Linked DNA regions of Homo sapiens: region 1 is linked to region 2. Evidence: chromatin loops called from intact Hi-C (ENCODE). Cell type or tissue: heart left ventricle. All regions are shown on one strand.

Region 1 (5,000 bases), 95 kb after region 2:
TGATTTTATGAAAGCCTGGAAGCCGGTCACTTTCTCTCTCAGGATTTGTTTCTCTCTTCATTTGTAGACTTAGGAGGGTGGCCTGGGTCAGGTCATCACAAAGAGTGCACTGGGACTACTAGAGGTACCCAGGATTTTAGGTGTTTCCAGGACACAGAAAAATCATGTTGAGTCACATGGTGAGAAAGTTACTCTTTCAGGTTTTGGGTTTTTTTTCATTGTTGTTGTTACTGTTTTGAGATAGTGTCTCACTCTGTCGTCCAGGTGGGAGTGCAAAGGCATGATCACAGCCTCGTGATCACAGCCTCACTGCAGCCTCGACCTCCTGGGTTCAAGTGATCCTCCTGCCGCAGCCCCCTTAGTAGCTGGGACTACAGGCACGCACCACCACACCCAGTTAACTTTTTTTAAGACAGGGTCTCACTCTGTCGCCTAGGCTGGAGTGCAGTGGCATGATCTCAGCTCACTGCAGCCTCAACAGCCCAGAATCAAGCGATCCTCCCACCTCAGCTTCCTGAGTAGCTGGGATTACAGGTGCACGCCACTGAGCTCAGCTATTTTTTTTTTTTGTATAGACGGCGTTTTGCTATGTTGCTCAGGCTGGTCTCCAACTCCTTGGCTCAAGCAATCCACCCACCTTGGCCTCCCAAAGTGCTAGGGTTATAGGCATGAGCCATGGCACCCAGCCCTCGGTTAACTTAAAAAAAATTTTTTTGTAGTGATGCGGTCTCCTTATGTTGCCCAGGCTGGCCTCGAACTCCTGGCCTCAAGTGCTCCTCCTGCTTCAGCCTCCCAAAGTGCTGGGACTACAGGTGCGATTCACTGCACCTGGCCTCTTTTCCAGTTCTGACCATCTTTCTCTTTTCATTCCTCTCAAAAAGACAGTTTCGGGTCAGTGCCAATTCTTTGACACTCACACATCTTTCTCCTTTTAACAAGAAGCCAGCAAAGCCTCAGCTCAGGGGCTTTGGCCAGCAACATCATCTGGGAAGAACTTAACAACTGTTAACGCTGGGAGCAGTGGCTCACGCCTGTAATCCCAGCACTTTTGGAAGCCAACGCAAGCAGATTGCTTGAGCCCAGGAGTTTGAGACGATCCTGGACAATATGATGAAACACTGTCTCTACAGAAAATACAAAAAAATTTAGCTGGGCATGGTGGCATGTGCTTGTAGTCCCAGCTACTCGGGAGGCTGAGGCAGGAGAATTGCTTGAGCCTGGGAGGCGGAGGTTGCAGTGAGACAAGATCACGCCACTGCGCTCCAGCCTAGGTAACCGAGCCAAACCGTGTCTCAAAAAAAAAAAAGAAAAGAAAAGAAAAACAGCAACAACAACAAACAGAAACCAAAAAACACCAACTGTTCACTGTTCAGCTTTCATTTTCTTTTTGTGCGTATCATGACTTTATGGAAATGATACTGGGTTTCCACTTATGGTTCTGATGTGCAATCTTTTAAATTAAAAAAAAAAGAGAGTTAGTTTTAAAACATTATGTAGAAAAAAAAGCAAAAGAAAAAAAAAAAGAATAAAACCCATTATGTAAATGGAGTATAGGTGATAGGTGGATATAGCAGAAAACATGAAGGTTATACAGGAATAGCTGACATTTTGGAAACACTGGTTCCCTTGCAGCTCTGGATATAAGGACTCCCGGCAGTAAGGCCACAGTGCTCCTTCCCTGCCCTTGGCCAGGAGGCTGCCAGGCCCCCACTCTCTGCCTCTTGGTCACCCTCCAATCCTGTGTGCCCACTGGATGAAGAACTGCCTGGGAAATAGGATTAAGCCCCCTTTCCCGAGCCCAGTTACCTGAGGGGACTTGCCACTTCCTCCTGACTGTCTAGGGAGGGTCAGCAGGACCCCCTCAAACAGCTGGTTGGTTTCCTGGTTGTCTTTGGTGATGTCTGCGTTCTCATGGAGGCCGAACACTTCTGGGTGGGCTGTGATGGGGAGATTCCTGAGATAGTCGATATAGGACTGGAAGGGAAATCTTCAGTTGAAATCAACGAGGGACCCCAGAATCCCACAGATGACTCCAGGCTTAGCAGAACCCAATCAGAACAGGAATCATACTGTATCAGTAGCACAGGACACACACACACACACACACACACACGCTGGGAGAACACAACCCTAGCCCTCCCTCATACAGTTTTCTGGGGAGTGGGCATGAAAGCAGATGAGACTGAATTACCTCTCGCCCACCCTGGCTTCCTCTCTGCTCCCCCAGTGGGCCTGGCTTTGGACCCAAACAGAACTGAGTTTGGATCCTAGCTCCATCCCAAACTGTCAGAGGCATTCGAACCAGAGCAACTCCATCTTGTATAGGGACTGGGTAAAATAAGGCTGACACCTAGTGGGCTGCATTCTTAGGAGGTGAGGGCATTCTAAGTCACAGGATGAGACAGGAGTCAGCACAAGATACAGGTCACAAAGACCTTGCTGATAAAACAGGTTGTGGTAAAGAAGCCAGTCAAATATCCCCAAACCAAGATGGCCACGGAAGTGACCTCTAGTTGACCTCACTGCTCATTACACACTAATTATAATGCATTAGCATGCTATGAGACACTCCCACCAGCGCCATGACTGTTTACAGATGTCATGACAATGTCAGGAAGTTGCCCTATATAGTCTAGAAAGGGGAGGAACCCTCACTTCTTGGAATTGCCCACCCCTTTCCCGGAAAACTCATGAATAATCCACCCCTTGTTTAGCATATAATCAAGAAATAACTGTAAGTATAATCAGTTGAGCAGCAACCCATGTCATTGCTCTGTCTATGAAGTAGCCATTCTTTATTCCTTTACTTTTTTTTTTTTTTGAGACAGATTCTTGCTGTCTGCCAGGCTGGAGTGCAGTGGTACTATCTTGGCTCACTGTAACCTCCGCCTCCTGGATTCAAGCAATTCTACTGCCTCAGCCTCCCTAGTAGCTGGGATTATAGGCATATGCCATCATGCCCGGCTAATTTTTTGTATTTTTAGTAGCGACGGGGTTTCACTGCGTTAGCCAGGATGGTCTCGATCTCTTAACCTTGTGATCCGACCTCTTTGGCCTCCCAAGGTACTGGGATTACAGGCATGAGCCACTGCGCCCGGCCTCCTTTACTTTCTTAATTAACTTGCTTTTGTTGTACTCTATAGACTCGCCCCGAATTCTTTCTTGTGCAAGATCCAAGAACCATCCCTTTGGGTCTGGATCTGGACCCCCTTCCGATAATAAAACTATGTACCCTTGAACTTGTCATCTGAAACCCCAGTTTCCTTATCTGTAAATAGAAAAACAAGTGTAGTTATGAAGTATAAACCAAAAGTAAAATCTTAAGACCCTCCAACCATCTGAATGGACTTCCTCCTTGTCCGGGGCACTCTAAAATTTAACCTGAAAGCCTGGTTCAGGCCATGACGGGAAGTGGGGGTCAGACATGCCTCATTATGCCCCTCCAGCATTACCATCAACACAGACCTTAAGTCTGATAAGAAACATTTACAATCTATTCTCTCTGAAGCCTGCTGCCTGGAGGTTTCATCTGCATGATAAAACTTGGGTCTGCACAACCTCTTATCATAACCCAGGCATTCCTTTCTATTGATAACTCTTTCAACCAATTGCCAATCAGAAAACGTTTAAATCTACCTATAACCTGCTGGCCTCCACTTCGAGTTTTCCCGTCTTTCTGGACTGAACCAATGGATATCCTAAATGTATTTGACTGATGCCTCGCGTCTCCCTAAAATGTATAAAATCAAGCCCTGACCACCTGGGGCACATGCTCTCAGGATCTCCTGAGGGCTGTGTCACGGGCCATGGTCACTCATATTTGGCTCAGTATAAATCTCTTCAAATATTTTACAGGGTAAGAAAGAGACTCTTTTCATCCACAGAAGGAATCAGGCCTTGGCATGTGACAGGTTGTGGTGTAATATACATATATATCTACTGGTTTTCATCCATGGTTCCTGGCTTCTAACTCCCCTAGCCCTTGTTACAGTCACCTGTTATAATGTTGGGTGTGTTAGGCCTTAGGGGCAGGCCGCAGGAAACAGAATCTCTCTGACCTTCTCTTTCCCTCCTTTTACCTGCCCCCAAGCAAGACTCAAATCTTCCCCTGCCTTTCTGATTGTGAGTCCTTTTTTTTTTTTTTTTTTTTTTTTTGAGACAGGGTCACTCTGTGGCCCAGGCTGGAGTGCAGTGGTGGGACCTTGGTTCACTGCAACCTATGCCTCCTGGGCTCAAGCGATCTTCCCACCTCCGCCTCCTGAGTAGTTGGGACTACAAGTGCATGCCATCACACCCGGCTAATTTTTGTATTTTTAGTAGAGACAGAATTTCACCACATTGGCCAGGCTGGTCTCAAACTCCTGACCCCAAGCCATCCACCAGCCTCAGCCTCCCAAAGTGCTGGGATTACAGGCATGAGCCACTGCACCTGACCTGATTGTGAGTCTTAAGACTCCACCTAGAGAGAGAGGGTGCTGCCCTATACTCTGGGGAATGTCATACAGCTTTCATAAAAACCCAAGAAGACTGGGTGCGGGGAGCTTCTGGATAGCTGACCACGTGGAGGTTCCTGGAGGGTATTTCACCCAGGGAGGGCATGGAAGTTCTCACTCCTTCCGCCATACTTCACCCTATGCATCTCTTCATCTATATCTTTTGTAATATTCCTTTAATAAACCAATAAACCTAAGTATTTCTCTGAGTTCTGTGAGCTGCTCCAGCAAATTAATTGAATTAATTTCAATTAAAGGGGGAGTGGTGAGAACCCCAACGTGAAGCTGGTTGGTCAGTTCTTGAGGCTGGGACTTGTGACTGGTGTCTGGGTTGGGGGAAAGAATTGGGGACTGAGCCCTCAACCCGTGGGATCTGACACTATCACCAGGTAGATGGTATTGGAATTGAATTAGAGGACACCCAGTTGGTGTCCACTGCTTAATGTGTGGGGAAGGGGTAACCTCCACACATTTGGTCACAGAAGTCTTCTTCTGTATTGATGGTGG
Region 2 (5,000 bases):
GAGCTCAGGAGTTCAAGACCAGACTAGGCAACATGACAAGACCCTGTCTCTACCAAAAACACACACACAAAAAAAAAAACAAAAAAAAAAAACCCAGCCAGGTTTGGTGTTGTGTGCCTGTGGTCCCAACTACTTGGGAGGCTGAGGCACGAGAATCACTTGAACCCAGGGGGCAGAGGTTGCAGTGAGCTGAGATTGCACCACTGCACTCCAGCCTGGGCTACAGAGTAAGACTCTTATCTCAAAAAAAAAAAAAAAAAAAGATTCTTACATTCTAGGAGTTGACAGAGCATGAATACCTCTGGCCTTGAAGGTGGATCAGAAGAAATTCATTTCCTAGCATAAAGTTCTTATAACATGCATCTGAGGACCATTAGGGAGATGGTCTACCTACTGGGCACCTTTGAAAGAACCGCTTTCTCTGAAAAGCAGAAACAAGTATTAGGTGCTTACATTGAGGGGAAAAAAAATCTTAGACCAACATACTTTAAACAGGCTTGTGGGTAAGCTAACAGGAACAGGTTAAAAAGTGACCACAAGTTGCCAGTAAAAGCTTTTTGGTTAAGATGTGGGCTCTGGGGAACAGACAGACTTGCTCCTCAGGGGCAGTGTATGGTGGTAGGTGGACTGGGTTTTCATGTTCTCACGTAGAATACTTAGATTACAGTCCACCATTGTTTAGGTAAACTAAGTCAAGAGTAGCCCAAATCATTGTTCTTCCTGGATGTTCCACAGAGGGTGAAGCCAGAGGAGGAAGTGCTGGGGTCAGGGAGCAAAAACACTTAAGTTGTGACTGAGACAAAGGTCCTAAGTTTGACAAGTCAGTAGAATTAAGCACCCCCTGGAAGCAGCAAATCCTGTGGTGAAGAAACCTGAACTACTCCTATCCTTTAAAAGTCACATTCTGATTTCTGTAGACATATTGATCAAACTCAGCAGCAGTAGCATGCATTTCCCCAGGCTGTGGAAGCTTGCTGTGTGACTGACTTCTCTGGGCCTTGTTTGTGCAGTTGTGTCCGTGATGGCAGCAGATACTCTTGGGAAACGTTGGGGAAAAAAGGAATAGCAAAAACAATAGAAGGTTTCCTTAGGCTGGGGTCTTGATGCAGCTCTTAATCCTTACATTTTTGGTAGCTTCTTAAATTAATATTGAAAACAACAGTAATGTATTAAACCCAGGTACTGTGCTAAATGCTTCTATATGCATTTTTGGTTGAGGTTGTCAGAATCTTTACTGAACAAGTGGAGAAAAAGTCTCAGATTAACCAATTTTCCTAGGGTCACATAGCTAGTAAGTGCATAGTCAGGACTTGTACCCTGATGGTGTGTCTGACTCCAGAGCAACTCTCCTGCCCTCAAAGCTCTAGTTCTCCATACACAAAAGTCTAGTGTTTGCATGTTTAAGTTCATACATCAGGTGGAGACAGATTCTGTGTTTGTCTTTGCTCATTTCTACCTGCTTTGCCTCAGAGAGCTCCTCAACGCTGACCCAGTTCCATGAATATTCATTACAAGGTGGCAGGGAACTAACAAGTATTGAAGGCTCCTAAATTCCAAGCACCACACCAGGTTTTTTACAACAAACATTGTTAAATAAGTTAATGTTTTGTAACTTTTTTAAACAGCCTCTGGCACCTAGCAGGTGCTACAAAAGTATGGAATGAACAAAGACTAAGACTCTTTAACAGCAACTTATAAGGGATCTAATGACAGATTGCTATTATTGATATCCTGGTTCTGTCACTTAACAGTTGTGTGACTTCAGCAAGTCATATAATGTCTATGAGCTTTTTTATTTTTTAAATGAGGATAACACTTGTACCTACATCAGTGAGCAGTTTTGAGGATTAAATGAGACAAGTGCTTAGAACAACTCTTGGCATGTAGTAAGTGCTCAGTGTATGTTTGCTATTGTCGATAGTCTTCACCAAATCCCTGTGAGATAGTAATTTAAATATTTCATAGTTTTATAGATATGCCTCATATCTCTTAATTGGTAAAGGTAGGATTTGAATCTAGACCTCTGAGACTCATCAGTGCTTTTTCCATTAAACCATCTTCAGCAGGCAGCTTTCCATAAACCTTCCTGCCCTTGCCCCATGGCACACACACATACTTGGAAAAATATCTCCTCTAACTAGGCATTTATAACCATTCATTCAACCTTATGGATAAAAACATACCTTTGTTTCTTATTTATTGCAGCACTCATGGTTCACTCTCTGGTCTAGGACTGATGGGAATAAAAGAGGAAGAAGAAAGCGCTGGCCCAGGCCTGTGTTCGTGAGTCGGCCTGCCATGTTTCCATGTGCCATTTCTTACCCCTTGTAGGCAATGGCAAAGAATGTGGTCAGGCTGTAGCCTCCCCAACCAGCAGACAGCTTTATGGAAACTTGGTATAGCAGCTAAAAGAGTTTAGTTTGTTTATATGGCATGTATAAGTTTTCAATAAATGCCTAAAGTTCAAGCATAGTATGGGGATGTCCACAGATTGTTTCTTTGTGTCATTGAGTTTATGTGCATAGGTGCGGTACAAGGTGCTCATTCCATGTAGCACCCCTATTACGTGGTATATACTGCTAAGGAAACCAAGAGGAGTGATTACTCAGAAAACCAGCCGATTATGCAATTTGTCAAAGTTGTAATGTCTGTGAAGCAAATTTCTTTAAACTGTTTTCTTATTGACAACTCTTAAAAAATTGAAGGACAATGATAGCTGAACTGAGAAATCTGGCAAGTCCACCAGGCAGTGGAGTGGAAGATTCTTTTAGTTTTTTTAACCAGCCCTGGAAACCCCTTCCATTCCACGTTTAGGAATCCTCCTTCCCTTCAGAACATGACTGCAGTGCCACCCTTCACCAGTAGGTGCCTCCATCACACCATCTCTCCCTCTAGGAACTGGAAACTTGAAATTCAGTAAAAGCCGTTTTAATCAACTCTCAAACTGATAACAATCTGTGTTGGAAAGGACATGGGGCATAGGCACCCAATTCCAAAACTACTAGAAATATTAACTGCCCTCCAGAAAAGATGAATCTGGCATACAGTATGTATCATACCCAAAAACCTCGTAAATTGCTCTGTACACTGAGACCCTGCAATTCTACAGCATTATCCTAGGATACTAGGATAGCTACACAAAAACATGTAATGAAGGAGCTATCAGAGGGTTATTACAATGGAGTTCTAGGTAGCCAGTTCTAATGTGTGTGTGAGAGAGAGTAAATAAAATCTTCGGTGAAAGAGATCTTCAAGAAGAGGCAGTAGACCTCTGGATCCAGAATGCTTGACTTTGAATCCCAGCTTTTTAAATTATTGTGTGAACTTGAATAAATTGCTTAACATTTCTGTGCTTGGGATAATAATGGTATGTATCCGAGAGGATTACAGATTAGTGAGATTATACATTCACAGTACTGTATATTATTTGTTGTATGAAGTCTGGAGGGATACAGAATAGCATGTAGTTTGAGTACACTTTTGTAGGAGAAAATATACAAAGCTATACATAGGCTTCTAACAAAACCTGCAAGGCTATATGCCAAAACGTTAATAGTATTTATCTATGGCTAGTGCCATTGACAAATCAGGTTTTAACAAATGCTTTTCTGTTGTAGACTCGATTTTTTTTAACATTCAACATATATTGCTTTTATAATTGGAAAATAATTCTTACCACCTGCTGTCAGGAGAAGAAAAGAAGAGAAAGATAATTCTACTTAAAATTAACTCTTAGGGTTGGGCAGTTGGAGCAGTGTTTAATCTTATAAATGTAGCTTCATAAGATCTGGTCCTATATGAAAGTTTAAATGTAGCTTCTGTAAGATCTGGCCCTATGTGGAACCAGAACTGAAGAGCTTGACTTGGGATCAGACACCGCAACTTGATTCAAGTCCCTTCATCAGGAGGAAAGTTCCCTAGGTGAATTGCCAACTTCCGCTGCAAGGCCCTGAGAACAACTTGAAACTGACAGTGTTGTTGGGTTCCTTCCTGCCCAGCTGAGCTCCAAAGCTGTGAGAGCTTAGCTGCTGTTTACCTCTTGAGGCTCAAGTCCTGAGAGATAAATTAAGTGTCTGCCTCGGATATGAAGAGGCCTGGGTTGGAGCTTCACCTCCCACACACACCTGAGTATTTTGGGGCAAGTCACTTAACCTCATTTGAGGCTATTTCCACAGCTGTATAAAATAAGGAAATAACTATTTTGATTATTGAGACATTTGTGGAAAATAACACAGTAATGCACTATGTGTGAATTAATTTCCCTCTCTGGGCCTGTTTCCTCACCTTTAAAATAGGGGAAATTAGTACTTCATAAGGTTATGAGGATTAAACTAGGAAAAGTCAAGATTGAGTGCTGAATAAATGACATACTATTTTACTAGGGATCATCTCCCTGTACCAAGAGCACTCCACTTGCTCTCAAGAATAGCCAAGGCCATCTTTTTCTTAGGAAAAAGGGTAGGGGTGGAGGTTTCCCCAGGGATCCAACTCCAGAACTCTGCAGAGATGGGCCTGCACTACAAGGCCTCTGAGACTTCAGTCTGCACACTCTGTTCTTTAGCCTGATGCTCCACCTTTTGGAAGCCAAAGCTGCCAACTTGGCCTCTTGCAAAACACACATTCCATTCATAAGTGCGTTTGTGCATTTTTCCTCCCACACCCTTCTAGGCAGCCAGCGCAGAGCTGCCAAGGCAGCTGCTGGAGAAGCAGCTTCTTATGGGGGAAAAGCAACTCCAAGGGCTTTTACAGAACTCATGGTTTAGGCTTTGAACACATTACTCCCATTTTCTGGTCTCCTTGACCATAGGGGGGGTTGTTCATTTCTTTTTGCCCCCCTTTTTGTAAATAACCTCTTCCCTATTAAAAGGAAACCTATTAATGAAAATTTGAAAAATACAGAAAAATTTAAATCACAACTGATCCCACCATCAACAGTCAATGACTGCCAATATTTTATAATCGATCAACTTTTTCCATGATGATAGAAATTCTATTATTCA

Evidence for each region. Hi-C counts contacts between places; a loop is a spot of excess contacts. Peaks named below come from ENCODE experiments on the same cell type or tissue, not always from the same donor. Only the 100,000 strongest peaks of a DNase experiment are listed, where the experiment ranks them.
Region 1: a loop joins it to region 2, with 10 times the contacts of the local background. A loop is called at or near these places in 33 of 110 quality-filtered maps.

The regions. Positions count from the first base shown.
Region 1 is chr16:20,942,690-20,947,689 of GRCh38, forward strand. It overlaps DNAH3 (dynein axonemal heavy chain 3), which reads right to left. Exons shown (of 62, transcript NM_001347886.2): 58 at 1,807-1,974. Among named protein-coding and RNA genes, the nearest start is that of LYRM1, 44 kb to the left of the region's middle. In heart left ventricle, a CTCF peak has its summit at 2,361 (motif pointing left); no DNase peak of the experiment used is centred here.
Region 2 is chr16:20,847,194-20,852,193 of GRCh38, forward strand. REXO5 (RNA exonuclease 5) reads left to right here. Exons shown (of 20, transcript NM_030941.3): 20 at 2,206-2,472. The coding sequence ends at 2,287. Among named protein-coding and RNA genes, the nearest start is that of REXO5, 43 kb to the left of the region's middle. In heart left ventricle, a CTCF peak has its summit at 2,861; DNase peaks (open chromatin) are centred at 2,848 and 4,638; H3K27ac peaks cover 2,064 bases.